Regions from separate parts of the Homo sapiens genome. Here regions 2, 3, 4, 5 and 6 are each linked to region 1. Evidence: chromatin contacts called from ENCODE Hi-C or POLR2A ChIA-PET data. All regions are on one chromosome and are shown on one strand. The core of a region is the stretch at or near the end of the contact, and the rest is flanking DNA. Distances in the headings are between cores, read along the strand shown. Region 1 holds the start of ZNF708 (zinc finger protein 708). Region 2 holds the start of ZNF14 (zinc finger protein 14). Region 3 holds the start of ZNF682 (zinc finger protein 682). Region 4 holds the start of ZNF253 (zinc finger protein 253). Region 5 holds the start of ZNF93 (zinc finger protein 93). Region 6 holds the start of ZNF90 (zinc finger protein 90).

Region 1 (4,453 bases), core at 1,839-4,338:
ATCAATCAATGAATGGATAAAGAAACTGTGGTATATATATACAATGGAATACTACACAGCCATAAAAAATGAATTAACAGCATTTGCAGTAACCTGGATGAGACTAGAGACTATTATTCTAAGCAAAGTATCTCAGGAGTTGAAAACCAAACATGGTATGTTCTGTTATGTGGGAGCTAAGCTATAAGGATGCAAAGGCATAAGAATGATACAATGGACTTTGGGGATTTGAGGGGAAGAGTGGAAGGGGGACGAGGGATAAAAGACTACAAATTTGGTGCAGTGTATAATGCTCTGGTGATGGGTGCACCAAAATCTCATAAAATAGGCTGGGCGCGGTGGCTCATGCCTATAATCCCAACACTTTGGGAGGCCATGGCGGGTGGATCACTTGAGATCAGGAATTTGAGACCAGCCTGGCCAACATGGAGAAACCCCGTTCTCTACAAAAAATACAAAAATTAGCTGGGCATGGTGGCACGCCCACCTGTAATTCTAGCTACCCGGGAGGCTGAGGCAGAAGAATTGCTTGAACCCGGGAGGCAGAGGTTGCAGTGAGCCAAGATTGTGCCATTGCACTCCAGCCTGGGCAACAAGAGCAAGAGTCCATATTAAATATAAATATAAATACATATATATTTGATTATATATATATTCACAAAAAATACATCTGAGAAAATTCCTAAACTTACTCTAAGAAAGGAAAACTTAAATGAGAATTTCTCACAAATAAAATACATGATTAATATTAATTTTTTCTGAAATCCACCTCTTTTATGCCCTCTGTTAATATTTTCTTACCTTCCAAGTCCTATTAATAAAATGCAATTTACAGTTAAATAATGGAAGTCAACATAAGTGAACAAATCTTTTCAAGGTGACAAACCCAGGGAGTGGTAGTGCTAATTAGAAAACAGATGTGTCTAGACCGGGCGCGGTGGCTCACGCCTGTATTCCCAGCACTTTGGGAGGCCGAGGCGGGCGGATCACCTGAGGTCTGGAGTTTGAGACCAGCCTGACCAACATGGAGAAACCCCATCTCTACTAAAAATACAAAAACATTAGCTGGGTGTGGTGGCACATGCCTGTAATCCCAGCTACTCGGGTGGCTGAGGCAGGAGAATCGCTTGAACCTGGGAGGCGGAGGTTGCGGTGACCCGAGATCGTGCCATTGCACTCCAGCCTGGGCAACAAGAGTGAAACTCCACCTCAAAAAAAAAAAAAAAGAAAAGAAAGAAAACAGATGTGTCTGACTGATATTCACCCACCCCATTCTGCTCACCTTAAGTGCTCAATAACCACCCTCTCAGGAGACATTACACTATGCCCCAGGTGCATTTTACTTTGTAAGTTCTTGCACCATCTCACTTGGGTCAGGTTTTTCTTTGTCTTTTGGGATACTTTTTTTTTTCCACAAAATTTAGAGAATTCAGGGGGCAGAAATTATTTCTGTGTTTTCCCCTCAATACCAGCATCTGATTGGCTGACCAGCACTGTGTCTCCAAGAAATGGAAGCTGGGTTGGGTGAAGACAATCTTAATGTCTCAAGGGGTTAGCTTTTCAAAGGAAGAGTATGCCAGGAGATGCCTCTCAGCCCCAGGGCATCCACCTGCTCCCTTGAGAAGCTACACTCCATACCTCAGGTTGTCCTCAGGGAGAAAAATGACCCAGGAGCTGATATTCACTAGACACTCTAGCAGAAAAAGTCATGATGTGTATCTTGGTTTACTCCAGACAGTACTGAAACCCAGGACCAGGAAAAAACTGAAGGGTGGCTGAAGACACATCACTCCGTAAAGTTTCCAAAGAAAAACCTTCACCTGAAAACAAACATTCTGATAAGATTTCTGTGCCTGAGGAAGATAAAAAAAAAAAAGCCATAGAAATTTCATAAAATACAGTGTCAGGGAATTATTTTTTGCTTTCTTCTCATGAGAAATATTTTCAACCAGAAAACAATTTTAAGTGCCATCCAATGCTTTGTCAAAAAATGATTAACTAAAATACAGTATCAAAAATGTACACTAAAGGAAAAACAGTTGAGAATGTGAATTAGGAAAGGCAAGCTGGCATTTGGAAATGTCAGAAGGAACTAGAAATTTAGTATTTTAGTTTATTTGCAGTTTAAATCTAACTGCAGGCCAGAGTTAGGCTGGAGGAATGGGGCTGGGAGGTACACTTGAGACCCCGCTTGGAACGCATGTGAAAAATGCAGGGGAAAATCAGTCCCCTGTGGAGTGTGAGAATAATTAAGTGGCAGGCAATTACACTGAGGAGGCTCTAGTCCCCGGCTTTCTACTTAACAGCAACAGCTACGTAAATGTACCTAACCGATTATTAAATATAGTTTTCTTCATCATGCACCTTATAAAAAGTCTTTCCTTCAAGCTCCTCCCATGAACCACAAACTACAAAACATACTTTTGTGCTCTACAATTATTGAATCACTCTTTGATTAAATTCTTTAATATTTTTTGCGATGACTGCCACAGATTTTTAATAGGAGAAAATAGGAACCGGGAACCCCACAGACCAAAGCTCTTCCCATTCATGAACCCGACCCCAAGTCAGGATTCTCCCCTGACCACCCTCCCATGGTCCCTGCACAATCTGGGAGAGGCGCGGCGCTGCCGGTGCAGAGCCGCCCAGAGAGGGCTGCAGGCCAGGGCACAGTCACTGCGCAGGGAAGAGACAGGACGCCCGGGGGCCCGGCTGTCGGCGCAGCCGCCATCTTATGGCTGAAGGGGACTGAGGCCGAGCTAGGCAAGGAGAACTCGGAGCGCAGATTGTGGAGATGACTGCGGGGAGTCCTGAGTCCCGCCACAGCCACTTCCCACAGGTTTCAACCAGCCCTTCCCCTCTCTCGGGATGTCGGACGGCACTCTCACCATTTCTAGGCTTCCAGAGGGTCCTGGAGTCTTAGCTGTGGATCTCCCAATACCTGCAGGTCACAGAGCCACAGAGTCTGGGCCTCTAGGAGCAGAGGACAAACAGCAGTGAAGACGAGACCGGAGCTCCGGCTGCAGCAAGAGACAAAGGCCGCGCCAAACCCGGAAGCCGCCCTGTCCGGTCCAGCTGCGTGTCTGAGTGAACTGTCCCCAGCTCAGAGTCCCTGATTGGATAATGTTAAAACCCGCCCCTTCAGGCCCTGAGGGACGGAAGATGTGATCAGATGCTGGGCTGAATGAAGTGTGACAGCCTATGCTGCAGCCTTTTCAGGCAAGGCTTCCTCCCTGAGCTGAGCCAGGCCCACCCGAGAGGGTGTTTGCCTTTAATCTTGTGTATAAGGTCATATGCCCTTATAAATAATATGCTATATGGCTATTCACAAATGAAAAGAATATAATAACCCAATTGTTCTAAAAAAAATTTTTTTTTTGAGATTGAGTTTCACTCTTGTTGCCCAGGCTGGAGTGCAATGGCGCGATCTTGGCTCATCGCAACCTCCACCTCGCGGGTTCAAGCGATTCTCCTGCCTCAGCCTCCCGCGTAGCTGAGATTACAGGCATGCGCCACCATGCCCGGCTAATTTTTTTGTATTTTTAGTAGAGACGGGGTTTCTCCATGTTGGTCAGGCTGGTCTCAAACTCCAGACCTCAGGTGATCCTCCCGCCTCGGCCTCCCAAAATGCTGGGATTACAGGCATGAGCCACTGCGCCCGGCCCAACTGTTCTAAAATTTTATATTTTGTGACCTTCCTGACTTCTGGTCCTTTGAGCAGGCAGCCTGAGATTTTAAAAAGGAGGCAATTCTCTGAAATAAAATGTGAGCCACAAGTTGGGCGCTGTACCTCACGCCTGTAATCCCAGTACTTCGGGAGGCCGAAGAGGGTGGATCATCTGAGGTTCAGAGTTCGAGATCAGTCTGGCCAACATGGTGAAACCCCGTCTCTAAAACAATACAAAAAAATTAGCTGGGCATGGTGGCAGGCGCCTGTAATCCCAGCTACTTGGGAGGCTGGGGCAGGAGAATCGCTTGATCCTGGGCGGTGGAGGTTGCAGTGAGACGAGATCACGCCACTGCACTCCAGTATGGACAACAAGAGTGAAACTCTGTCTCAAAAAAAATAAATAAATAAAATAAAATCATAAAATGTGAGCCACATGTAAATTTTAAATTTTCTAGTAGCCAAACTTTATTTTATATTTTTATTTTTTTAGACGGAGTCTCACATTGTTGCCTGGGCTGGAGTGCAATGGCGCGATTTCTGCTCACTGCAACCTCTGCCTCCCGGGTTCAAGCGATTCTCCTGCCTCAGCCTCCCAAGTAGCTGAGATAAAAGGCGCTGGCCACCATGCCCGGCTAATTTGTAGCCAAACTTTAAAAAGAGTTTAGCTCTATTTTTAAAAAGAAACAAAGAACAGGTGAAATTGATTGTAACAATTTAACCCAATATATCGAAAATATTGTCATTTTAATATGTGAGAAATATGTAATTATTAATGAAGTGTGT
Region 2 (5,188 bases), core at 2,325-4,824, 1.6 Mb before region 1:
AACTCCTGACTCAGGTGATTCACTCATCTCGGTTTCTCAAAGTGCTGGGATTACAGGCATGAGCCACCACACCTGGGCCTACACACACGACTTCTGAAACACATGCTAAAACAACAGAAGATTATGTAGACAGAGTTGTCCTAAATATACTTGTTTTCAAGGGTACCAATTAAACACCACAACTGAGAAACTTATAAAAAAAAATGTACAGAATCACCCAATGAGACACATATTTTAAGGGATGACCAACATTAATATGCTTCCACCTTAACATATATTAGAGCTGTATTTCATCATCCTACAGGTGAAAAACCTTACCCTCACCCATTTTTCAATATAATTTACTAAAATGGCTACATATACCTAGACCGATAAGCTTTACAAATCAAACTGAATGAACAGACACAGCACCATTCAGAATGTGACATAATTCAACACATACTAAATTCACATTCGTGGCAAGCTTGGCTACAATATATGCAAACTACCTTTATTTATTTAGTTAGTTTTTTTTGAGACAGAGTCTCAAGGCTGGAGTGCAGTGGCATTAGCTCACTGCAACCTCTGCCTCCTGGGTTCAAGCAATTCTAATTCTCCTGCCTCAACCTCCTGAGTAGCTGAGATTACAGGTGTGTGCCACCAGGCTCGGCTAATTTTTTTTTGTATTTTTAGTAGAGATGGATTTCACTATGTTGGTCAGGGTGGTCTTGAACTCCTTACCTCAGGTGATCCGCCCGCCTCGGCCTCCCAAAGTGCTGGGATTACAGGCGTGACCCACCGTGCCCAGCCCGCAGTTTTATTTAAGGGCAGGGTTTGATTTTAAACACAAACTTAACTCCCACATGTCAACTACCACTTTCATACTCTCCTCTATCTCACAGACAATGAAATACAATCAATGATGACTCATATAAATGACCTCACAGAATATCAAAAGGTGTTTAATTACAGTATCAATTACAAGGTAGGCATCTTAAAAACCAATCTATTTACATTAATAAACTTGACGGTGAAAGACTGACTGCAAACCCAATGTACTAAGCGAAGTACTTATACTAACTCAGACTTGGAATAACATAAGAAATCCAATACAGGCCGGGCGCAGTGGCTCATGCCTGTAATCCCAGCACTTTGGGAAGCTGAGGCGGGCGGATCACCTGAGGTTGGGAGTTCGAGACCAGCTTGATTAACATGGAGAAACCCTGTCTCTACTAAAAATACAAAATTAGCTGGGCGTGGTGGCGCATGCCTGTAATCCCAGCTACTAGGGAGGCTGAGGAAGGAGAATCGCTTGAACCTGGAAGGCGGAGGTTGCGGTGAGCCGAGATCACCCCATTGCACTCCAGCCTGGGCAACAAGAGTGAAACTCCATCTCAAAAGAAGAAAGAAAATATAAAAAAAGAAACCCAATACAATCAGGAAAATTATTTACAAAACACTGGCATAAAGCAGCTGTAGTTCAACTGGATACATCCAAACCATCAGGATGTGAAGATTCAAGGTCACGTATATTAAGCCTACTTGAATTAAGATGAGGAGACTCACAACTAGCTTTTGACCCAAGTACACAGACAGATAAAAGATATAATCTACAAATAACCACCTTAGAAAAACCATTATTTATTGATTATTTTATACAAAAATAATTAGTATTCCAATTCTGAAAAACTATATACTACACCTTTCAGGATAGGGTACCCAAACTAGATATGGTACCCAAACTGACATATCAGCATCAAAAGAATACCCACAATCAGCCAGGCGCGGTGGCTCATGCCTGTAATCCCAGCACTTTGGGAGGTTGAGGCAGGCAGACCACCTGAGGTCAGGAGTTCAAGACCAGCCTGGCCAACATGGTGAAACCCCATCTCTGCTAAAAAATAAAAGAATTAGCCGGGTGTGGTGGTGGGTGCCTGTAATCCCAGCTATGCAGGAGGCTGAAGCAGGAGAACTGCTTGAACCAGGGAGGCAGAGGTTGCAGTGAGCTGTGATCATGCCGTTGCACTCCAGCCTGGGCGACAGAGTGAGATTCCATCTCAAAAAAAAGAAAAAAAACAACAACAAAACTACCCACAATGACTCTAGACTTAGGAACCTTCCACTGGTTAATTGCTCAGAGAAAAACACACTGACCTATTACAACCACACGAGGAAAGAAAAAATCACAACATACACTTACAATCAGAATGTATCAAAGTGGTGTGTGTCATAAACATCACTCTCACAAACACCTCAAAGCTTACCACTTAGCCGGGCGCGGTGGCTCACGCCTGTAATCCCAGCACTTTGGGAGGCCAAGGCGGGCAGATCACAAGGTCAGGAGATCGAGACCATCCTGGCTAACACGGTGAAACCCCGTCTCTACTAAAAATACAAAAAAATTAGCTGGGCGTGGTGGCGGGCGCCTGTAGTCCCAGCTACTGGGAAGGCTGAGGCAGAATGGCTTGAACCTGGGAGGCGGAGCTTGCAGTGAGCTGGAGATCGCGCCACTGCACTCCATCCCGGGCGACAGAGCGAGACTCCGTCACACACAAAAAAAAATGCTTACCACTTATATACGGAACAAATGACATACAGAGATTTTGCATCATCATGGCACTCCAACATAGGCGAAATCTCTTGGGTAGAAACCACACAGATAAACACACACAAACAAGAAAATTTAAAAGAACCTGAACAAGCTCACAATTAATTCCATCCAGAAACCAAAGAAACTAAAAATCGCACACATTCACGCAAGGGAACAAAATTACCCAGAGCGAAGGGAAACTGGAATTAAGGGTGGCTAGAATTAATATTTGATCAAGGAGTCCAAAGGGAAGAAACACAAACTTTCTGATCAGTTAAGATAAGGAGTCCCCTTCCCCGCAGTTCGAAAAGAAAGCCCACATTCAGAAGGTCAAAAACACCCCCAGACTTGAGTGCTGGGAGCACTAGAGGGGGTCAGTCCCTGGTGATGAGGGCAGGGGCGTTTGAACAGCCACAGGAACCTGACCCCGGCAGCAAGGACCTAGCCAGGCTTCGGTTCTCACAAGTGAGGAAACGCACCCGTGGATTCATCGTAAGGTTTCCAACCAAGTGGTTTCTTAAACGCACAAACCCCACAGACCGAGATGGGATCTCCCCAGGACCCTCCCGCTGTCACCGAACAATCCGGGGAGACGCGGGGCTGCGGGCGCAGAGCTGCCCATAGAGGGCTCCAGGACCGGGGGCCGAGGTCGCCCCGCGGGGACGGGACAGGACGCTGGGGCTCCCGGCTGCGGGTCCAGCTCCCACAGAGAGGACCGAGGGCCGAACTGCGCCCGCGGTGGCCCCCGGGTCTGCAAACCCCGGAGTTGACTGCAAGGAGGTCCCCGGCCTCGGCCACAGACGGTTCCAACCAGAAACCTCCCCTCGGACACTGGCCCCGCACACTCACCATTTCCCAGCGTCCGGGAAGTCACGGTGTCCTCCCTACGGATCTGTCAGTACCTGCAGGTCACGGCGCGACAAAGGATGCGCTAGAGCCACCTTCGGCCTTCAGGAGCAGGTGAAACGCAATCTTCCCATGGGCCAGGAATGGCGACGTCCGCACTGCGCAGGCCCAGCGTGGCGCCGCTCACATCTTTTCAGCTGAGGTCCTGATTGGACAGATCCAATGGCCCCGCCTCTTTATCACTGAGTGACAGCGGAGCAGGAAGGGGCGTGGTTGAGCTGGCCTGGCTTCAGTCCGGCTTGTCCCCGCCAGGACGTTTGCGTTTAAACCGAATGTGTTCTTTGCCTCCCATCCATTTTAAGTGTTCTCTTCAGTACTGTTAAATACATTCACATTGTGAAGCCAATTTCCAGAATTGTTTTCATCTTGCAACACTGAAATCTGTCTCGTTGCACAACTCCCCGTGCACCTCCTTCCCTCAGGGTCTTTTGCAACCTCCATTCCATTGTCTGAGTTCGTGAATTTGACTGTGGGAATCTCATGTAAATGGCGTCATAAAGTATTTGTCCTTTCCTGACGTGCTTATTTCACTTAGCATAATGTCCTCGAGCTTCACCTTGTAGTATGTGTTAGGATTTATTTCTTCTTTTTTTTTTTTTTTTTGAGACGGAGTCTCGCTCTGTCGCCCAGGCTGGAGTGCAGTGGCGCATCTCGGCTCACTGCAAGCTCCGCCTCCCGGGTTCACGCCATTCTCCTGCCTCAGCCTCACGAGTAGCTGGGAATACAGGCGCCCGCCACCACGCCCGGCTAATTTTTTGTATTTTTTTAGTAGAGACGGGGTTTCACTGTGTTAGTCAGGATGGTCTCGATCTCCTGACCTCGTGATCTGCCGGCCTCGGCCTCCCAAAGCGTTGGGATTACAGGCGTGAGCCACCACGCCCGGCCTCTTCTTCTTTTTTTTTTTTTTAAGAGACAGGGTTTTGCTCTGTAGCCCAGGCTGAAGTGCAGTGGTGTGATCATTGCTCACTGCAGGCTTCAACTCCTGGATTCAAGCAAGCCTCCAACCTGAGCCTCCTAAGTATCTGGGACTACACGCACGCACTACCAGGCCTGGCTAATTGTTTTAATTTTAATTTTAATTTTTGGTAGAGATGTGTGTCTCCTTCTGTTGCCCAGGCTGGTCTCGAACTCCTAGGTTCAAGCAATCCTCCTGCCTCGACCTCTCAAAGTGCTGGGATTACAGGTGTGAGCCACTGCCACCGGCCAATTTACTTCTTTTTTTTTCCTTTGGAGATGGAGTCTCGCTCTCGTTGCCCAGGCTGGAGTGCAGTGGCGCTCAGCCACCGCAACCTCTGCCTCCCAGGTTCAAGTGATTCTCCTGACTCAGCTTCCTGAGTAGCCAGGATTACAGGCGCCCACCACTACTCCCGGCTGATTTTTGTATTGTAGTAGAGATAGAGTTTCACCATGTTGGCCAGGCTGGTCTCGAACGCCTGACCTCAGGTGATCTGCCCTCTTTGGCCTCCCAAAGTGCTGGGGGTGTGAGCCACCTCGCCTGTCCCCAATTTACTTCTTTTTAATGCTTTATTTAAACATTTTTTAAAGAGTTCCTAAATTAGTCAGTTCCTAAATCTACATACAATAGAATAGAATTGTATTCTATTGTATGTAGATATCAAATTTCTGGATTTTTCTGGATCTATTTATCTTTCTTTCTTTTTTTTTTTTTGAGACAGTCTTGCTCTGTTGCTCAGACTGGAGTGCAATGGCGTG
Region 3 (4,914 bases), core at 2,084-4,583, 1.3 Mb before region 1:
AGCCCTTCAGCCTGCACATATTAGTAATTACCTTGGAGCAGCAGTTTTCTATTGAAAACACCTATCGTTTTTATCTCTCCAGATACTGAAGAGATACCCTTCTGTATCTGTGACCCTTTAGCTTTCTGGATTGCTGAATTAAATCCTATCCTTCGTGTTTTCTGAGACAAAGTTTTGCTCCTATTGCCCAGGCTGGAGTGAAGTGGGCAGATCACCTGAGGTCAGGAGTTCAGGACCAGCCTGGCCAACATGGTGGAACCCTGTCTCTACTAAAAATACAAAAAATTAGCCAGGTGTGGTGACGGGCACCTGTAAACCCAGCTACTCGGGAGGCTGAGGCAGGAGAATTGCTTGAACCCAGGAGGCAGAGGTTACAGTGAGCCGAGATTGTGCCACTGCACTCCAGCCTGGACAACAAGAGTGAAACTCCATCTCAAAAAAAAAAAAAAAAAAAAAAAGATTTACATATATTTTGAAGAAGCAGAGAAAAAAGGTACATATAAAAGTTTTCTAGGCCGGGCATGGTGGCTCATGCCTGTAATCCCAGCATTTTGGAAGGCCAAGGCAGGAGGATCTCTTAAGGCCAGGTGTTCGACACCAGTTCCGGGAACATGGTGAGATGCTGTCTCTATAAAAAAAAAAGAAAAAAAAAAAAAAAAAAAAATTAGCTAGGCAAGTTGGTGCATGCCTATAGTCCTAGGTAACTGGGAGGCTGAGGTAGCAAGACTGCTTAAGCCCAAGAGTTCAAGGTTATAGTGAGCTATGATCATGCCATTGTACTCTAGCCTAAGTGAAAGAGTGAGACTCTGTCTCAAAAAAATCAATCAATCAATAATAAAAGTTTTCTAAATTCTATCCTTCAGGAAAAGGCAAAAGAACAAAATGTCTTCCCTCATTTTCAAGTGGGGGAATGAAGCCCCTTATTTCTAATTTGTATTTGCTTCTGCAAAAGGTAGGTCTAGGCCCATGGTCTTGAACTACTGGACATCTGACAACTGAGGGGTGGCGTTGGGCACACTGTGTGCACATAAAAAAAGGGTTTGTGGGGGAACTAAAAGGCAAACGAGGGAAAGTTGCTATCTAGAAGCCATGGGTGGGACAGTGCAGGGTTACGGAAGGACTGGTTCATGCTATAGATTGTGTCCCAGGAGAGGCTATGCTCTGACTTCTTCCTGTGTCCATGCAGGCAGATGAGACTATAATCAGGTGGCACAGAAGCCTGGGTTGGTGAAAAAACCAGGTTGCCAGTACAGACTACCTTTCAAGCTCTACTGATAATTTACACTTAATTAAAAACTGAAGTTAAAATAAGCAAAGAAATCTTTCCAAGGTGACAAACTCAGGAAGCGGCAATACTGATTGGAACACAGACATATCTGACTCAGATGTCAAGTCAAGCCATTCTATCATTTGGGACATTTTCCCGCCCCATCCTGCTCACTGAAGTGGACAATAACCATTCTACCAAGAGCCACTGTGCTGTGCCCCACTGTGTCCCTTAGATGCATTTTGCTTTGCAGGTTTTTGCACTGCCTCACTGGGTTGGGTGTTCCTTGTCCTTGGGGATATTTTTTTTCTCTCTTCACCAATCTGAGAAAATTTTCTCCTCAATACTAGCATCCAAATTGCCTGGCCAGCACTGTATCTCTAAGAAATGGAAACTGGGAGTTGGGGAAGAAAATCTTAATGTCCTAATGGATTTGCTTTCAGAGGAAAGGTATACCTGATTTCTCCCAGGCACAATGCACCAACCACTCCACAGAGAGGCCACATTCCCATACCTGGCAGGGTTGCCCCTGAGAGGAGATGGCCCAGGGGCTGATATTCACTAGACACCTCAGGAGACACAGCCACTGTGGGCATCTCATGTCATCCCCAGACAGTTCTGAAACTCAAAACCAGGAAAATAACACAGGGTGGCTGAGGATGCATTGCCCTGTGAAGTTTCCAAAGTGGAACCTCAACCCAAAAACATTCTGATAAGGTGTCTGTGCCTAGGAAAGATTAAAGGGAGATTGGCACAAAGGTTTTTGTTTTTTGGTCTTTTTTTTTTTCATGGTGGAGTGTTGGGATTATTCTCTGCTTTCATCTCCTGTAAAATGTTTGCAAATGAAAAACAATTCTTTTTCTAAAAAGTGCCATCCGCTGCTCTTTGAAATAATGATCAATCAAAATACTGTGTCTGAAATGTACAAAAAAGGACTAATAGTTGATAATGTTGTGAATTAGAGAGGGGAAGTTGGTGTTGAAGAATGTCAGGAAAGAACTGAAAATTTAAAATTCAACTGCAAGTCAGAGTTAGGCTGGGGCAACAGAGTGGTAGCTTTGAGATTCTGTTTGTCACACATTTGGAAAATCCAAGAGAAAACCACTTCTGTGGAGTGTTAAATAAATAGCAGGCAGTTAGACTGAGGTGGCTCTAGTACCCTGAGTTCCTACATTAAAAAAAAAAAAAATCAAAGGCAAATACATTTCTTGTAAATTGCTACCTTAGGGGGAAACAAAATTCAGATTTTTCAGATTTAAGCAACCACAAACCTTCAATTAACTTCTGATTACATAACCAGGCAATGACAACCTGAATAGTCTAAATAAGATGACTACATAACTGGAACGAGTCAGTTACTGAATTCGGTTTGCTTCATCCTGCACTTTATAAAAAACTTTCCTTCAAGCTCTTCGGCTGGACCCCCAACCACAAACCGTGGCTGGGTGCTCTCTGAGCATAAATCACTGTTAACTTCAATAAGTTTTCAACATTTTAAAGGTGACTCCCATAGTTTTTAAACAGGAGAAGGAAAAGACTGAGGACCCCCGGGATCACAGCACTTCCCACGCACAAACCACACACGGGGTCTGGACTCTGCCCTGAGGACGCTTCCATTGTCCCCGCAGTCGGGGCAGACGCAAGAACGCGCGCGGCTCTTCCCAGGGTGGGCTCCGGGCGGGAAGCGGGAGAACGGAACGGGATGCCCGCCCAGGGTCCCGGCTGCTGGCCCACCTCGCATCCTGTGCCCGGAGGTGATCGACGGCCGAGCTGTGCCTGCCGGGGACTCCAGTCCGCAGACTCCGGAGCTGACAGCTGGGAGGCCCCAGTCCCGTCACTGCCGGTTCCGGCCGGTTTCAACCAGCCCTGCCCCCACCTCGGGATGCGCGGCCTGGCACACTCACCATTTTTCGGCTTCCGGGATGTCGTGGAGTCTTAGCTCTGGATCTCACAGCATCTGCAAGTCAGAGGGCAACAGAGGCTGCGACAGTCACCGGGAACTACTAGAGCAGAGGATACTAAGCAATGAAGATGGACCCTGAGCTCTGGCTGGAGCGAGACAAAGGCCCCGCCAGCTCCAGGACACCGCCCCCTCTACCTTGGCTGCGCACCTGATTGGACAGTTCCCACTCTAGCGCCCATGATTGGATACAGTTCCATGCCCCGCCCCCTCAGGTCATGAGTGACAGGAGGCGTGATCTGAGAATGTGTTGAATAAGGCAAGAGTTACAGGTTTTTCCTGAACCCTTTTCTGGCGCGCTTCCTTCCTGAATTGGAAACTGGCCCTTCCTGGGGAACATTTGCATTTAACTTTGTATATAAAGTTATCTTTATTTGTGAATAGTATACATATGTTATTCACAAATGGAAACAATATAATGACAATTATTTTAAAATCTCAGATTTCATCATTTTCCTAGCCTCCAGTCTTTTGAGCAGGCAGCCTAAGATGTCGCAAGGGAGGCAATTCTCTAAGAAATAAACTGTGAAGCACATATGAATTTTACATTTTCTAGTAGCCACATTTTAAAAAAGAAACCAGGCGTGGTAGCCTGTGCCTGTAGTTCTAGCAACTAGGGAGGCTGAGGCGGGAGCATCACTTGAGGCCAGGAGTTTTAAGACCAGCCCGGGCAACATAGCGATGATCCCATCTCTACAAAAAATAATTAAAAATTTAGCCAAGTCTGGTGGTGCACGCCTGCAGTCCTAGCTACTCAGAAGGCTGAGGCGGGAGGATCACTTGACCCTGGGAGACCAAGACTGCAGTGAGCCACGATCACACCATTGCACTACAGCCGGGGTGACAGAGTGAAACCAAGTTTAAAAAAAAAAAGATCTCTGAAGAAGGCATTTTCTCTTTCTGCAATTTAGCCAAGCAGCTGAGTATGTCTTGAAGTCATCTTCTAATTTTTAACAGGGCAAGGATGTTTTCTAAAACCCCAGTCTCCAGAGTTGCCATGGGGCAAATCCCGGCAGCATACATGAAAATCACTCACAGCTAATGCATTCTTCATCAGATCCAGTGCTTCTTACCCCTGGCAAATAAAAATCACCTGCGGGGTTGGGAGCGGTGGTTCACGCCTATAATCTCAGCATTTTGGGAGGCCGAGACGGGCGTATCACCTGAGGTCAGGAGTTCGAGACCAGCCTGGCCAACATGGTGAAACCCCCATCTCTACTAAAAATACAAAAATTAGCCGGGCATGGTGGCACACGCCTGTAATCCCAGCTACTCGGGAGGCTGAGGCAGGAGAATGGCTTGAACGTGGGAGGCGGAGGTTGCAGTGAGTCGAGATCGCGCCATTGCAGAGTGAGACTTCGTGGGGAGGGTGGTGGTGGCGGCGGGGGGTGTGGAGAATGACTGGAGGGGCGGGGCAGGATGTAAACTTAAAATCCCTGAAGCCCAAGTTGCAACAGACCAATTAAATTAGAATCCTTGGAGTTGGATCTGGGCAACAATATGGTTTAAAGCTCTCAGGGTGATTACAGTGTGTAGCCAAGTACCCAAACTACTGCTTTTCACCAACAGCTTTTTCTTTTTTTTTTTTGAGATAGAGTTTTGCTCTTTTTGCCCATCCTGGAGTTCAATGGTGCGGTCTCGGCTCACTGCAACCTCCGCCTCCCGGGTTCAAGCGATTCTCCTGCCT
Region 4 (4,604 bases), core at 412-2,911, 1.5 Mb before region 1:
CTCTATCGCCCAGGCTGGACTGCAGTGGCGCAATCTCGGCTCACTGCAAGCTCCACCTCCCGGGTTCACGCCATTCTCCTGCCTCAGCCTCCCGAGTAGCTGGGACTACAGGCGCCCGCCACCGCGCCCGCCACCGCGCCCGCCTAATTTTTTGTATTTTTAGTAGAGATGGGGTTTCACTGTGTTGGCCAGGCTGGTCTTTAACTCCTGACCTCAAGTATTCCACTCACCTTGGCTTCCCAAAGTGCTGGGATTACAGGCGTGAGCCAACGCACCTGTCCCTAAATGATTTCTTTCTATCTCCTATAACAGTTTGAAATTACTTAAAGGTTGTTTCAAACTGAAAAAATAAAAAGAATGTAGATATAAATAAAATATAGTTAAAAAATTACAGGAGATTACAAATTATATATGTAAATCTCGAGAGGTCAAAAATGACAAATTTTGTTTATTTACAAGGTTTTATTTATGTATTTATTCATTTTTGGAGACGCAGTCTCACTTTGTCACCCAGGCTTGAGTGCAGTGGTGCGATCTTGGCTCACCGCAACCTCTGCCTCCTGGGTTCAAGCCATTCTCCTGCCTCAGCCTCCTGAGTAGCTGGGACCACAGGTGCATGCCACCACGCCCGGGTAATTTTTTGTATTTTTAGTAGAGACAGAGTTTCACCGTGTTAGCCAGGATGGTCTCGATTTCCTGACCCAGTGATCTGCCCTCCTCAGCCTCCCAAAGTACTGGGATTACAGGCCTGAGCCACCGCACCTGGCTTTACAAGGTCTTATTAAAATTAGCTTTAGTATTGATAATACACTATTACCAAAGTAAAAGTTGACTTTCTCTTGAACAAACATTTCATGTATTATTAATATGACAGCAAAGTACTTCTGTTCACCTTTTGAATACATTCAAAAAGAGAGAGAATATGAGATAGAATTTTCCCATGCTCTGGGATGGGATGCTCAGCTCAGGGAGGAAGCCGTTTGAAAAGGCTCCAGCTAGGCTAGGCGCGGTGGCTCACGCTTGTAATCCCAGCACTTTGGGAGGCCGAGGCGGGCGGATCACCTGAGATCGGGAGCTCGAGACCAGCCTGACCAACACGGAGAAACCCTGTCTCTACTAAAAGTACAAAAAATTAGACGGGCGTGGTGAGGCATGCCTGTAATCCCAGCTACATGGGAGGCTGAGGTAGGAGAATCGCTTGAACCCGGGAGGTGCAGGTTGCGGTGAGCCAACATCGTGCCATTGCACTCTAGCCTGGGCAACAAGAGGGAAACTCCGTCTCGGTGGGGGGAAAAAAGAAAGAAAAGAAAGAAAGAAAGAAAGAAAGAAAAAGAAAGAAAGAAAGAAAGGAAAGAAAGAAAGAAAGAAAGAAAGAAAGAAAGAAAGAAAGAAAGAAAGAAAGAAAGAAAGAAAGAAAGAAAGAAAGAAAGAAAGAAAGAAAGAAAGAAAGAAAGAAAGAAAAGGCTGCAGCCTAGGCTGTCACTCTTTCTTCACTCAGCCCAGTATCTGATCACATCTGTCACTCAGCGGCTGGGGAGGCGGGGCCTTAGGCATTATCCAATGAGGGACGCTGGGCCGGAAACCGTCCAATCAGGCACGCAGCTGGAGCGAACCACATGGTTTCTGGGGGCCTTTGTTTCTCGCTGCAGCGGGAGCTCCAGGTTTATCCTCAGTGTTCTGTGTCCTGTGCTTATAGAGGCCCGTCCTCTGTGGCCGTGTGACCTGCAAGTATTGGGAGAGCCACAGCTAAACCCCGGGACCCCTGGAAGCCTAGAAATGGTGAGTGCCGGGTCCAACGTCCCGAGAGAGGGGAGAGGCTGTTTGGAACGGTGGGAAGTGGCTCTGGCGGGACTCTGCTTCCTCACAGTCAGCTCCACAATCTGCCGCCGGAGTTCTCCCTGCCCAGCTCGGCCTCAGTCCCCTTCAGCCATAAGATGGCGGCTGCGGTGACATCCGGGGCCCGGCACAGTGATTGTGCCCTGGCCTGGAGCCCTCTTTCAGCAGCTCTGCACCCGCAGCACCGCGTCTCTCCCAGATCATGCAAGGACCACGGGAGGGTCGTCAGGGGAGAATCCTGACTCGGTTCCCTGCGGGTTCATGAATGGGAAGAGCTTTGGTCCGTGAGGTTGTTAGAAACAAGCGCTTGGTGCCGCAAAACAACACAAAACAAAAAACTACCCAGCACTTAGAAAATTTCACAGGAAGGCATATTTACTTCTGAAGAAGAGTGCTGCTCGCGTCCGACCTGATCGCAAGAGCACACAGAAGAAAGGAAGGAAGGTTTTTTTTTTTTTTGAGGCGGAGTTTTGCTCTTGTGGCCCAGGCTAAAGTACAATGGCGCGATCTCGGCTCACTGCAACCTCCGTCTCCCGGGTTCAAGTGATTCTCCTGCCTCAGCCTCCCGAGTAGCTGGGGTTACAGGCATGCGTCACCACACCCGGCTGATTTTGTATTTTTAGTAGACATGCCGTTTCACCATGTTGGTCAGGCTGGTTTTGAACTCCCGAACTCAGTTGATCCGCCCGCCTCGGCCTCCCAGTTTGAAAGGGGTTTTTAACCCTAAACGCCGTTATTGCCTCTGTGTCCTTCCCCCATTGGCCGGGGTCTGACCTCACAATCTAGGCTGACCCGATTGGCTACTTTCCAAATAAGGAAGGGGTTCGGGTCGCAGATTGGAACAGGCGGTTTGGGTTGTTTACGGAGCGGGTGTCTAGGTACAAAGAGGTACAAAAAAGTTGGTCCTAAGAACAAGGAACAAGAAAGTTAGGCCCTTGAAGAGGAATCTATTATATCTGTCAGGGTTCACAGTTTCCCTTTTCTCCTATTAAAAATTTATGGGGCCGGGCGCGGTGGCTCACGCCTGTAATAACAACACTTCAGGAGGTCGAGGTGGATGGATCACTTGAGGTCAGGAGTTGAAGACCAGCCTGGCCAAAATGGGGAAACCCCATCTCTACTAAAAGTACAAAAATTAGCTGGGTGTGATGGCGAATGTCTGGTTTTCTGTTTCTGCATTAGTTTTCTGAAATAATGGTCTACAGCTTTATTGATGTTATTGCAAAGGACATGATCATTTATTTTTAAATGGCCAGAGAGTATTCCATGATATTTATGTACCATATTTTGTTTTTACTAAATCTTTTATTTTATTTTATTTTTGGAGACAGAGTGTCACTTATTGCCCAGGCTAGAGTGCTGTGGAGTGATGCAGCCTTATTTAGCCTCAACCTCCCTGGCTCAAGCAATTCTCTCCTACCTCATCCTTTCACGTAGCTTGATCTACACGCTGGTGTTACCACGCCTGGCCAATTTTTCTCTTTGTATTTTCTGTGGAGACAGGATTTTGCAATGTTGCCCAGGTTGGTCTTAAACTTCTAAGCTCAGGCAATCCACCTGCCTCAGCCTCCCAGAGTGCTGGGATTACAGGCATGAGCCACCGCATCTGACCATACCGTGTTTTCTTTATCCAGTCTACCACTGATAGGGCCTGTCCATGTCTTTGCTATTGTGAATAGTGCTGCAATGAACATACATATGAATGTATCTTTATAATACAATAATTTATATTTCTTTGGGTATATACCCAATTATGAGGTAGAGTATAAGCATTCCCTTTTCTCTGCAACCTTGCCAGCATCTGTTATTTTTTGACTTTTTAAAAATAGCCATTCTGACTGGTGTGATGTGGTATCTCATTGTGGTTTCTCTTAATTTCTCTAATGATTAGTGATGAGCTTTTTTTTTTTCATATGCTTGCTAGCCACATGTATATGTTCTTTTGAAAAGCATCTATTCATGTTTTTTTGGCCTATTTTTTAATGAGATTTTTTTTTTCTTGTAAACTTGTTTAAGTTCTTAATAAATTCTGGATATTAGACTTTTGTCAGAGGCAAAGTTTGCAAATTTTTTTTATTCTGTAGGTTGTCTGTTTACTCTGTTAATAGTTTCCTTTGCTGTGAAGAAGCTCTTTAGTTCAAATAGGTCCCATTGTCAATTTTTGCTTTTGTTGCAATTGCTTTTGGTAGCTTCATCATGAAGTGTTTGCCAGTTTCTGTGTCTAGAATGGTACTTCCTAGGTTATCTTGCAAGGTTTCTTACAATTTTAAGTTTTTCATTTAAGTCTTTAATTAATCTTGAGTTGATTTTGTATATTGTGTAATGAAGGGGTCCACTTTCAGTCTTCTACATAGTGCTAGCTAGTTATTCCAGCACCATTTATTAAATGGAGAATTCTTTCCACATTTCTCTTATCAGCTTTGCCAAAAATCTGATGATGGTAGGAGGGTGGCATTATTTCTGGGCTCTCTATTCTGTTGCATTGGTCTTGTGCACTCATGAACTTTTTTTTATAATATCTTTCTCTCTTCTGCTTTTTCCCCCATAAGCATTTTTTCAAGTGCATACAGTGTGTAAAATTCTGATGTCCAAGAGTTCAAAAACTCTTTAAAAAGTTCCAAAAAAGGGGATTGGGGGGCTAGGGGAGGGACAGCATTAGGAGAAATACCTAGTGTAAATAATGGTTTGATGGGTGCAGCAAACCTTCATGGCACGTGTATACCTATGTAACAAACCTGCACGTTATGCACATGTACCCCAGAACTTTA
Region 5 (4,859 bases), core at 1,162-3,661, 1.4 Mb before region 1:
CAAGATACCAAGATACAAATGCCTGGTTAAAATGGATCAAATATTCTGTGCACACATTAAGCAAAAGCAATTGTTATGCTTGTGCACGCGGCCAGCCAGAGGCCCAAATTGTCCCTTTCCCACTCAGATGGTCTTCTAGTTGACCAGGCATAAACTGTATAGTAGCTCTTTTCCAAGACCCCACAGCCTAGGGTAATAAATCCTGCTGAGCTCTCTCTCTGCTATTTCTTAAAGTCCAACACCCTGTGGGTCAGGCCCCAAGAGCCATCCAGCCTCCATCTCCTAGCGTCAATTTTACCTCGTGTCTCTCACGACAAGGGGAAAACTTGGCATTTCTTGGAGACTTAATGGGATACAGTGAGCTTAAGCCTTTCCAAGATCTTACCAGTCAGTCTTCCCTTGTTCATCTTTGAGCAAATATATGGTGGTATTGTGGTGGACCCTTACTGGACACTCTGCCAAGTAACTGGAACGGCACTTGCACTGTTGTCCAGTTGGCTATCCCTTTCACTCTGGCATTTCATCGACTAGAAAAAGAAAAACCACAACACTGTAAAATAAGAGAAGCCCCTTATGTGTCTTTTGACTTTCAAGTTTATTTAGACACAACTGGAGTCCCACGGGTGGTACCTGATGAATTCAAAGCCCAAGATCAAATAGCTGCAGGATTTAAATCAATATTTCCACGGGTAACTATTAATAAAAATGTAGATTAGATAGATAAATCACATCTATTATAATCAATATTAGTTTATTAATTACACCAGAAATGCTGTCAAAGAAATAGCCAACCAATTAAGGCCTACTAGCCAGATAACTTAGAAAAACAAAATGGCCCTGGACATAATATTAGCTGAAAAAGGTGGAGTTTGTGTTATGATTAAAACTCAAATGTTGTACCTTCATCCCAAACAATACTGCCCCCAATAGGAACATAAGAAGGGCCTTACACGAACTTACCACTTTATCCAATGAATTAGCTAAAAATTCTGGGGTCAATAACACGTTTTCAGAATGGCTAGAGAGGTGGTTCAGTAAACGAAAAAAAGTCATAGCCTCAATTCTTACTTCTCTTATAGTTGTAATAGGTGTACTAATTCTTGTTGGGTGTTGTGTCATACCATGCATCTGTGGGCTAGTACAAAGACTTATAAAAACGACACTTACGAAAACCTCCCTTAGTTCTCCTCCACCTTATTCAGATAAACTTTTCCTTTTAAAAGATCAAGTCAAACAACAAAGTAAAGGTATGTTTAAAAAGTTTTAAAAAGCGTGTGGTCGCAGTGGCTCACGCCTGTAATCCCAGCACTTTGAGAGGCTGATGCGGGCGGATCACCCGAGGTCAGAAGTTAGAGACCAGCCTGACCAATATGAAGAAGCCCCATCTATACTAAAGACACAAAATTAGCTGGTCGTGGTGGCACATGCCTGTACTCCCAGCTACTCGGGAGGCTGAGGCAGGAGAATTGCTTGAACCTGGGAGGCAAATGTTGTAGTGAGCCAAAATCGTGCCATTGCACTCCAGCCTAGGCAGCAAGAGCAAAAACTCCATCTCAAAAAAAAAGGTTTTTTTTTAATTATAAAAATTAAAAGGGGGAAATTGTAAAATACAATAAAATTCCTCTTCAAAGGTTTAGTCTTAACTTTCTTGTTCTTTGTTCTCAAACTCAACTTGCTTGTTCTCCATGCCTCCTTGCCCCTAGTTACTGTAACAACCTTCCTTCCCAACAGCTCTAATCAATAATTCACATCTGTTCCCTTGATTACTCACTCTGCAGCCTTCCCACCCTTCAAAACCACACGTCCCACCACTGTGACTTATACATGCCCCTTCCCTTCCTTATTTGGAAAAATATTTACAAATAGCCAATCGGGTCAGTTTAGATTGTGGGGTCCGACCCTAGCCCATGGGGGAGTAACACAGAGGAAGAGACTTTACGTTAAAAATAAAAACCCCTTCCCTCCTTTGTTCAGGGTGCTCTTGCGATCGTGATTAATGCAAACAAAAACCTTTTGCAGAAGTAAATTGCCTTACTAAAAAAACTTTTGCCTGAGTACTGGTTTCACTTTGCGACACCAAACACTTTACTTCCAACGGTATTATTAATATGACAACGAAATACTTCTGTTCACCTTTTCAATACATTCAAAAAGAGAGAGTAAAAAAGAGAATGTTCCCATGCTCTGGGGTGGACGTGGCTCAGCTCAGAGAGGAAGCCCTGGCTGAAAAGGCTGCAGCTTAGGCTGTTACTCTTCTTCACTCAGCCCAGCATGTGATCACATCTTCTGTCACTCAGGTCCTGAGGGGGCGGGACCTTAAGAATTATCCAATCAGGGACGCTGGGCTGGAAACGTCCAATCAGGCAAGCAGCCGGACCGAACAGGGCGGCTTCTGGTTTGGCGGGTCCTTTGTCTCTCGGTGCAGCCGGAGCTCCAGGTCTCCTCTTCACTACTCTGTGTCCTGTGCTCCTACAGGCCCAGCCTCTGTGGCCCTGTGACCTGCAGGTATTGGGAGATCCACAGCTAAGACACCAGGACCCCTGGAAGCCTAGAAATGGTGAGAGTGCCGGTCCGACATCCCAAGCGACGGGGAGGGGCTGGTTGGAACCGGTGGAAAGTGACGGTGGCGGGACTCAGGTATCCCCTTAGTCAGCTCCACAATCTGCGCCGGAGTTCTTGCCCAGCTCGGCCTCGGTTCCCTTCAGCCATAAGATGGCGGCTGCGCTTATAGCGCAGCCCCCAGGCGTCCTGTCTCTTCACTGTGCGGTGACTGTGCCCTGGCTTGGAGCCCTCGCTGGGCAGCTGCGCACCCGCAGAGCCGCTTCTCTCCCAGATTGTGCAGAGACCACGGGAGAGTCGTCAGGGGAGAATCCTGACTCGGAGTGCGGGTTCACGAATGGGAAGAGCTTTAGTGGGTTGGGTTCACAGTTTCTCTTTTCTCCTATTAAAAATTTATGGGGCTGGGCAAGGTGGCTCACTCCTGTAATCGCAGCAGTTTGGGAGGCCGAGGCGGGCGGATCACTTGAGGAGTTGTTAGGGCAGCTAAGTTCCTCTTCAGAGACTCAACTTCCTGGTCATAAGTTGTAAAAATTGTAAATCAACCCTACCCCTTCTTTTTCCCCATTCTCCTTTTCTCAAAACATCGCGCGTTTACCCTATATGGAAAAAGTTTGTGTCTAGCCCAACCAGGATCAGCTTAGATTGTGCGGTGGGACCTCAGCCAATATGGGAAGGACACAAAAACCGGAACTGCGTTAGGGTTAAATCCCCTTCCTGGCCCAGCGCGGTGGCTGATGCCTGTAATCCCAGCACTTTGTGAGGCCGTGGCGGGTGGATCACAAGGTCAGGAGTTCTAGGCCAGCCTGGCCAACATAGTGAAACCCCGTCTCTACTAAAAATACAAAAATTAGCCGGGATTGGTGGCAGGCGTCTGTAATCCCAGCTACTTGGGAGGCTGACGCACGAGAATTGCTTGAACCTGGGAGGCGAGGTGCAGTGAGCCGAGAGCTTGCCATTGTACTCCAGCCTTGGTGACAAAGTGAGACTCCGTCTTAAAAAAAAAATAGACATCTTAAAATTTCCTTCCCTTATGTAAATACTGTGTTTGAGTAATTTCACGGATTTTTCAAACACTGAGTTTCAAAAACCAAGTGAATAACTCTGACATGACAAAGCTTGAGCCTAGTGACTCCAAGCTAAGGCTAATATTAAGCCTAAAACAGAAGGTTTTTTTTTTGGACAGAGTTTTGCGTTTTGCTCTTGTTGCCCAGGTGGAGTACAGTGGCGCAATCATGGCTCACTGAAATCTCCACCTCCTGGGTTCAAGCGATTCTCCTGCCTCAGCCTCTCAAGTAGCTGGGATTACAGGCATGCACCATCATGCTTGGCTGATTTTGTGTTTTTAGTAGAGACGGGTTTTCTCCATGTTGGTCAGGCTGGTCTCGAGCTCCCGGCCTCTGGTGATCTGCCTGCCTTGGCCTCCTGAAGTGCTGGGATTACAGGCATGAGCCACAGGGCCCAGCCAACAGGAGTTTATAAAGTCCTATTTAGCTTTTTCTGGGGAGCCTCCCCTGCAGATGTCCCAGCCTATTCACCGGAGCCATGGAAGGAGGCGTTATTCTGAGAGAAGGTACAGAGCCCCAGAAAGCTGGGGCCCCACAAGCAGATGCAGTTAAGGTTAAGATGAAAGGAAACTGGGAGGATCTTTTTTTTTTTTTTTTGAGATGGAGTCTCGCTCTGTCGCCCAGGCTGGAGTGCAGTGGTGCGATCTCGACTCACTGCAAGCTCCGCCTCCCGGGTTCACGCCATTCTCCTGCCTGAGCCTCCCGAGTAGCTGGGACTACAGGCACCCACCACCACGCCCGGCTAATTAAAAAAAATTTTTTTAATAGAGACGGGGTTTCACCGTGTGAGCCAGGATGGTCTCGATCTCATGACCTCATGGTCCACCCGCCTCGGCCTCCCAAAGTGCTGGGATTACAGGCGTGAGCCACCGCGCCCGGCCTTTGGGAGGATCTTACTGACGATGAAGTTGTTATTGTTTTGAGGAACATTTTAGACTTTGTAAAATAAAAACGTTAATTTATGTAAAAGATGAATTTCAAAAAAGTATTACAACAGGAGGAAGTACCAACTAACTCTAAAATCTTTATGGCTTGCAAAAATGTAGGCAGAAAAGGGCTTTTCTCCCTAGGGAGGAGCAAACAAGATTAGAAAGGAGGTGGGAGGGGAATGGCAAATGGAGGGTGAAAAAGTCAGATTTTACATCAGAGAATGTCTTACCCTGAAATCAGCATGTTCTTAGGAGGGATGTAAAGTGGGGCTGTATGTTGACTCAGAGTGAGGGTAGCTCAAAGTTC
Region 6 (4,489 bases), core at 1,907-4,406, 1.3 Mb before region 1:
ATTTGTGGTTTTATAGCAAAAGAATCTGGAGTGGTATTGTATAAAACAACCTTTAACTCTCCCCAGTAATCACCATCAATTATACCACCAAACACTATAATGCCTCTCATTGCAAGGCTTGAACACATTGTAATCCATTCATCCACATTCAAATTTGCATTTATGGTGGAAATTTTGGCCTGTCGATCTTCCTGCTGATTAAATAGTCTGTCAAGAAAAGCAGAGATGCATGAGCATCATCATGGAAAACAGATCCAGGAGTGGTGGCCCAAGCCTGTACTTCTACCAATTTGGGAGGCTGAGGTGGGTTGTTCACGAGGTCAGGAGATTGAGACCACCCTGGTGAACACAGTGAAACCCCGCCTCTACTAGAGAAGTACAAAAATTAGCTGGGCGTGGCGGTGCATGCCTGTAATCCCAGCTACTCGGGAGGCTGAGGCAGGAGAATCACTTGAACCTGGGAGGCAGAGGTTGCAGTGAGCTGAGACTCAGCCACTGCACTCAAGCCTGGTGACCCGAGACTGAGCCACTGTACTCCAGCCTGGTGACAGAGCTAGACTCCGTGTCAAAAAAAATAAATTAATTAATACAGGAAAACAATGATAATGGTAGTGTGTACCAGAATTCATGTATCTTCCCAGTATTGTTTTCCCCATACCTCTTTATTCCCAATTAACCATTTGTTTTGTTGTCATTGGGGCATCCAGGTAGTAAGACCATTTGCTACTGAGCAAGAGTTGGTATACAAGTGACAAATCCTTCTTCCTTCCTTTCGAAGAGCTCAGAGGATGTCTACTAGTTCAGTTAACTGGCTGCTCCCACCCCTTTCTTCATCAGAAATGGTTATGTTTTTCGGTTGTTTGTTTTTGAGATGGAGTCTCAGTCTGTCACATAGGCTGGAGTGCAGTGGTGAGACCTCAGCTCATTGCAACCTCTGCCTCCTGGGATTCCAGTGATTCTCCTGCCTCAGCCCCCTGAGTAGCTGGGATTATAGATGCATGCCACCACACCTGGCTAGTTTTTGTATTTTTAGTAGAGATGGGGTTTCATCATGTTGGCCAGCCTGGTCTCAAACTTCTGACCTCGTGATCCACACATCTTGGCCTCCTGTGGATTTTGAGGGAACTCGTGACCTAAATCATAACAGGAAATTTAGGCCTCATAAAGACATCATGGTTAAAGCAGAGGTGTTTTGTTTCCAGTAAAGTCCAATAGCAAGCTAACAATTGTGCACAGGTGAGGAGAGCTGTCACGAAGCTTTGGCGCAGTCTGGGACCCTAGCTCTTTTGTAATGAGTTGTTTGGCACGAGGCTTAGTCATGAGGACCCTTCGCGACTGAGCTGAAGAAACACAAAAAGGTCACTTGTTTTTGGGATTGTCTGTTGTTTTTCAAGAACGAATGTATAGGAATAGATTGAAATACAGATTTCTCTGAAACAGCGCTGGATGAACGCCTCTAGGGGCTCACACAACCTGTTCCCGGACTTGGTGACCATTGTTTGTGTCCACGTTCAATTAGCACAAATTTATTATTTAACTTTGACTCCACACCAGACTATGGAGGATTCACCACCAGACCGGAAAGCAACAGGATGGGCTCCAGAGTTGGCCACCCATCGGTGCACAGACCAGGAGAGGTATAATGACGCTTCTGCGCGGTCTGGGAACCTAGCTCTTTTTGTAACGAGTTGTTCAGCATGAGGCCTAGTCACCAGGGCCCTTCATGACTGGTCTCAAGGAACACAGAAAGGTCAACTTGTTTTTGTGATTGTCTATTGTTTTTCTTTTTCTTTCTTTCTTTTTTTTTTTTTTTTTTGAGACGGAGTCTCGCTCTGTCGCCCAGGCTGGAGTGCAGTGGCGCGATCTCGGCTCACTCCAAGTTCCGCCTCCCAGGTTCACACCATTCTCCTGCCTCAGCTTCCCGACTAGCTGGGACTACAGGCGCCTGCCACCAGGCCTGGCTAATTTTTTGTATTTCTAGTAGAGACGGGGTTTCAGCGTGTTAGCCAGCATGGTCTTGATCTCCTGACCTCGTGACCCGCCCGCCTCAGCCTCCCAAAGTGCTGAGATTACAGGCGTGAGCCACCGCGCCCGGCCTTGTCTATTGTTTTTCAATAACGAATGTATAGGAATAGATTGAATAGATTGACATAGAGATTTCTCTAAAATAGCACTGGATGAACGCCTCAAGGGGCTCACACAACCTCTTCCAGGACTTGGTGACCATTGTTTGTGTCCACGTTCAATTGAGTTCAAATTAAATATTTAACTTTTCCTCCACAAATTCCCCTGTCTTGATGAATTGGTTTTGTCTGGGCAAAGGGCAAGGTAAACTCCTTGGGCGGTTACACAACCTCCACCTCCTAGGTTCAAGAGATTCTCCTGCCTCAGCCTTCGGTGTAGCTGGGACTACAGGTGTGCACCAGCACGCCCAGGTAAGGTTTTGTATTTTTAGTAGAAATGGGGTTTCACCGTGTTGGCCAGGGTGGTCTTGAACTCCTGACCTCAAGTGATTCGCCCTCTTTGGCTTCCCAAAGTGCTGGAATTACAGGCGTGAGCCACCGCGCCTGGCCCTAAATGATTTCCTTTCTGTCTCCTATAACAGTTTGAAATTACTTAAAAGTTGTTTCAAATTGAAAAAATAAAAAGAATGTAGATAAAAATAAAATATAAAAAGTTAAAAAAATTACATTAGATTACAAAATATATATGATGTATATGTAAGTCTCGAGAGGTCAAAAATGACAAATTTGATTTACTTACAAGGTTTTATTAAAATTAGCTTTCGTATTGATAATACACTATTACCAAAGTAAAAGTTTTCTCTTGAACAAAAATTTTTTGTATTATTAATATGACAGCCAAATACTTCTGTTCACCTTTTGAATACATTCAAAAAGAGAAAGAGTAAAAAAGAATTTTCCCATGCTCTCCGGTGGGCCTGGCTCAGCTCAAGGAGGAAGCCCGGCCTGAAAAGGCTGCAGCTGAGGCTGTGACTCTTTCTTCACTCAGCCCAGCATGTGATCACATCTTCTGTCACTCAGGGACTGAGGAGGCGGGGCCTTAAGCATTATCCAATCAGGGACGCTGGGTTGGAAACCGTCCAATCATGCAGGCAGCTGGAGCGAAGAGGAAGGCTTTCGGGTTTGGCGCGGCCATTTGTCTCTTGCTGCAGCTGGTGCTCCAAATCTGGTCTTAGCTGCTTCGTGTCTTCTTCTCCAGCCTCTGTGGCCCTGTGACCTGCAGGTATTGGGAGATCCACAGCTGAGGGACCCCCGGAAGCCTAGAAATGGTGAGAGTGCCTTTCCAGCATTCCGAGAGAGGGGAGGGACTGGTTGGAACCGATGGGAAGTGGCTGTGGCGGGACTTAGGCCTCCCCGCAGTCAGCTCCACAATCTGCGACCGACTTCTCCTTGCCCAGTTCGGCCTCAGTCCCCTTCAGCCATAAGATGGCAACAGCGCCGACAGCCGGGCCCCGCGGCGTCCTGTCTCTTCCCTGCCCTGGCCTGGAGCCCTCTCTGGGCAGCTCTGCACCCACAGCGCTGCGTCTCTCCCAGATTGTGCAGGGAGCACGGGAGGGTTCTCGGGGGAGAATCCTGACTCGGGGTGCAGGTTCATGAATGGGAAGAGCTTTGGTCCATGGGGTTGACAGTTTCTCTTTTCTCCTATTAAAAACTTATGGGGCCGGTCGCTGTGGTTCATGCCTGTAATCCCAGCATTTTGGGAGGTCGAGGCGAGCGGATCACTTGAGGTAAAGGGTTGTTAGTACAACGTAGTTCTTCTTCAAAGACGCAACTTCCTGGTCATAAGTTGGAAAAGTTGTAAATCACCCCTACCCCTTCTTCTCCCTTCTCCTTTTCTCACAAATCGCGCATTACCCGATTTGGAAAAAGCTTGAGTGTAAGCCAACCGGGATCAGCTTAGATTGTGCGGTCTGACCCCAGCCAATGGAGGGAAAACAAAAACAGAACTGCATTAGGGCTAATAACCCCTTCCCGGCCAGGCGCGGTGGCTCCTGCCTGTAATTTCAGCACTTTGGGGCGCCGAGGCGGGCGGATCACGTGGTCAAATTTCTAGACCAGCCTATCCAACGTGGTGAAACCTCTCTCTACTAAAAATACAAAAATTAGCCTGGAGTGGTGCCAAGCGCCTGTAATCCCAGCAACTTGGGAGGCTGAGGCCCGAGAATTGCTTGAACTCGGGAGGCAGAGGTTGCAGTGAGCTGAGATCCCTCCATCGCGCTCCAGCATGCGCGACAGAGGGAGAGTCCTCAAAAAAAAAAAAAAAAAAAAAAGTAAGCATCTTAAAATTTCCATCCTTTATGTAAACACTGTGTTTTAGTAACTTCACTGTATTTTCCAACACTTAGTTTCAAAAACCCAGTGAATAACTCTGGCATGGAAATTAAAGCTTGAACCTAGTGATTCCGAGCTAAGGCTAATATTAAGCCTGCAAAAGGAGGGTTTTTTTTTTTTTTTTGAGATGGAGT

What was found. A loop is a pair of places that touch in the nucleus more often than their neighbours do. ChIA-PET counts read pairs that join two places held with the same protein, here RNA polymerase II (POLR2A). Pooled maps may share reads with other maps.
Region 2: a pooled map shows a loop between it and region 1 (6-fold over the local background). The contact joins the promoter of ZNF14 here to the promoter of ZNF708 in region 1. A Hi-C loop is called at or near these places in 1 of 37 single-sample maps with no recorded cell type and 4 of 50 pooled maps. POLR2A ChIA-PET finds 5 or more read pairs at or near these places in 1 of 52 experiments (CD4-positive, alpha-beta T cell).
Region 3: a map of B cell shows a loop between it and region 1 (11-fold over the local background). The contact joins the promoter of ZNF682 here to the promoter of ZNF708 in region 1. A Hi-C loop is called at or near these places in 1 of 168 maps with a recorded cell type or tissue (B cell) and 11 of 50 pooled maps. POLR2A ChIA-PET finds 5 or more read pairs at or near these places in 4 of 52 experiments (CD4-positive, alpha-beta T cell, activated CD4-positive, alpha-beta memory T cell, activated T-cell and 1 more).
Region 4: a loop to region 1 is called in a map with no recorded cell type, with 10 times the contacts of the local background. The contact joins the promoter of ZNF253 here to the promoter of ZNF708 in region 1. A Hi-C loop is called at or near these places in 3 of 37 single-sample maps with no recorded cell type and 6 of 50 pooled maps. POLR2A ChIA-PET finds 5 or more read pairs at or near these places in 3 of 52 experiments (CD4-positive, alpha-beta T cell, activated naive CD4-positive, alpha-beta T cell and naive thymus-derived CD4-positive, alpha-beta T cell).
Region 5: a map with no recorded cell type shows a loop between it and region 1 (16-fold over the local background). The contact joins the promoter of ZNF93 here to the promoter of ZNF708 in region 1. A Hi-C loop is called at or near these places in 1 of 37 single-sample maps with no recorded cell type and 7 of 50 pooled maps. POLR2A ChIA-PET finds 5 or more read pairs at or near these places in 2 of 52 experiments (activated CD4-positive, alpha-beta memory T cell and activated naive CD4-positive, alpha-beta T cell).
Region 6: a map with no recorded cell type shows a loop between it and region 1 (4-fold over the local background). The contact joins the promoter of ZNF90 here to the promoter of ZNF708 in region 1. A Hi-C loop is called at or near these places in 1 of 37 single-sample maps with no recorded cell type and 1 of 50 pooled maps. POLR2A ChIA-PET finds 5 or more read pairs at or near these places in 1 of 52 experiments (CD4-positive, alpha-beta T cell).

What each region holds. Positions count from the first base shown.
Region 1 is chr19:21,326,322-21,330,774 of GRCh38, forward strand. ZNF708 (zinc finger protein 708) reads right to left here and starts at 3,089. Exons shown (of 4, transcript NM_021269.3): 1 at 2,889-3,089. The coding sequence starts at 2,891. RefSeq lists enhancers at 1,032-1,553, 2,642-2,841, 2,882-3,061, 2,946-3,934 and a silencer at 3,181-3,402.
Region 2 is chr19:19,729,538-19,734,725 of GRCh38, forward strand. ZNF14 (zinc finger protein 14) reads right to left here and starts at 3,575. Exons shown (of 4, transcript NM_021030.3): 1 at 3,419-3,575. The coding sequence starts at 3,421. RefSeq lists a silencer at 3,081-3,230.
Region 3 is chr19:20,036,172-20,041,085 of GRCh38, forward strand. It overlaps ZNF682 (zinc finger protein 682), which reads right to left and starts at 3,334. Exons shown (of 4, transcript NM_033196.3): 1 at 3,172-3,334. The coding sequence starts at 3,174. RefSeq lists an enhancer at 3,104-3,680.
Region 4 is chr19:19,864,221-19,868,824 of GRCh38, forward strand. ZNF253 (zinc finger protein 253) reads left to right here and starts at 1,662. Exons shown (of 4, transcript NM_021047.3): 1 at 1,662-1,779. The coding sequence starts at 1,777. LOC124904664 (a long non-coding RNA gene) reads right to left here. Exons shown (of 4, transcript XR_007067169.1): 1 at 2,216-4,604. RefSeq lists an enhancer at 1,693-2,122.
Region 5 is chr19:19,898,535-19,903,393 of GRCh38, forward strand. It overlaps ZNF93 (zinc finger protein 93), which reads left to right and starts at 2,412. Exons shown (of 4, transcript NM_031218.4): 1 at 2,412-2,557. The coding sequence starts at 2,555. RefSeq lists enhancers at 2,382-2,981, 2,516-3,065, 3,614-4,163.
Region 6 is chr19:20,074,844-20,079,332 of GRCh38, forward strand. ZNF90 (zinc finger protein 90) reads left to right here and starts at 3,157. Exons shown (of 4, transcript NM_007138.2): 1 at 3,157-3,292. The coding sequence starts at 3,290. RefSeq lists an enhancer at 3,100-3,579.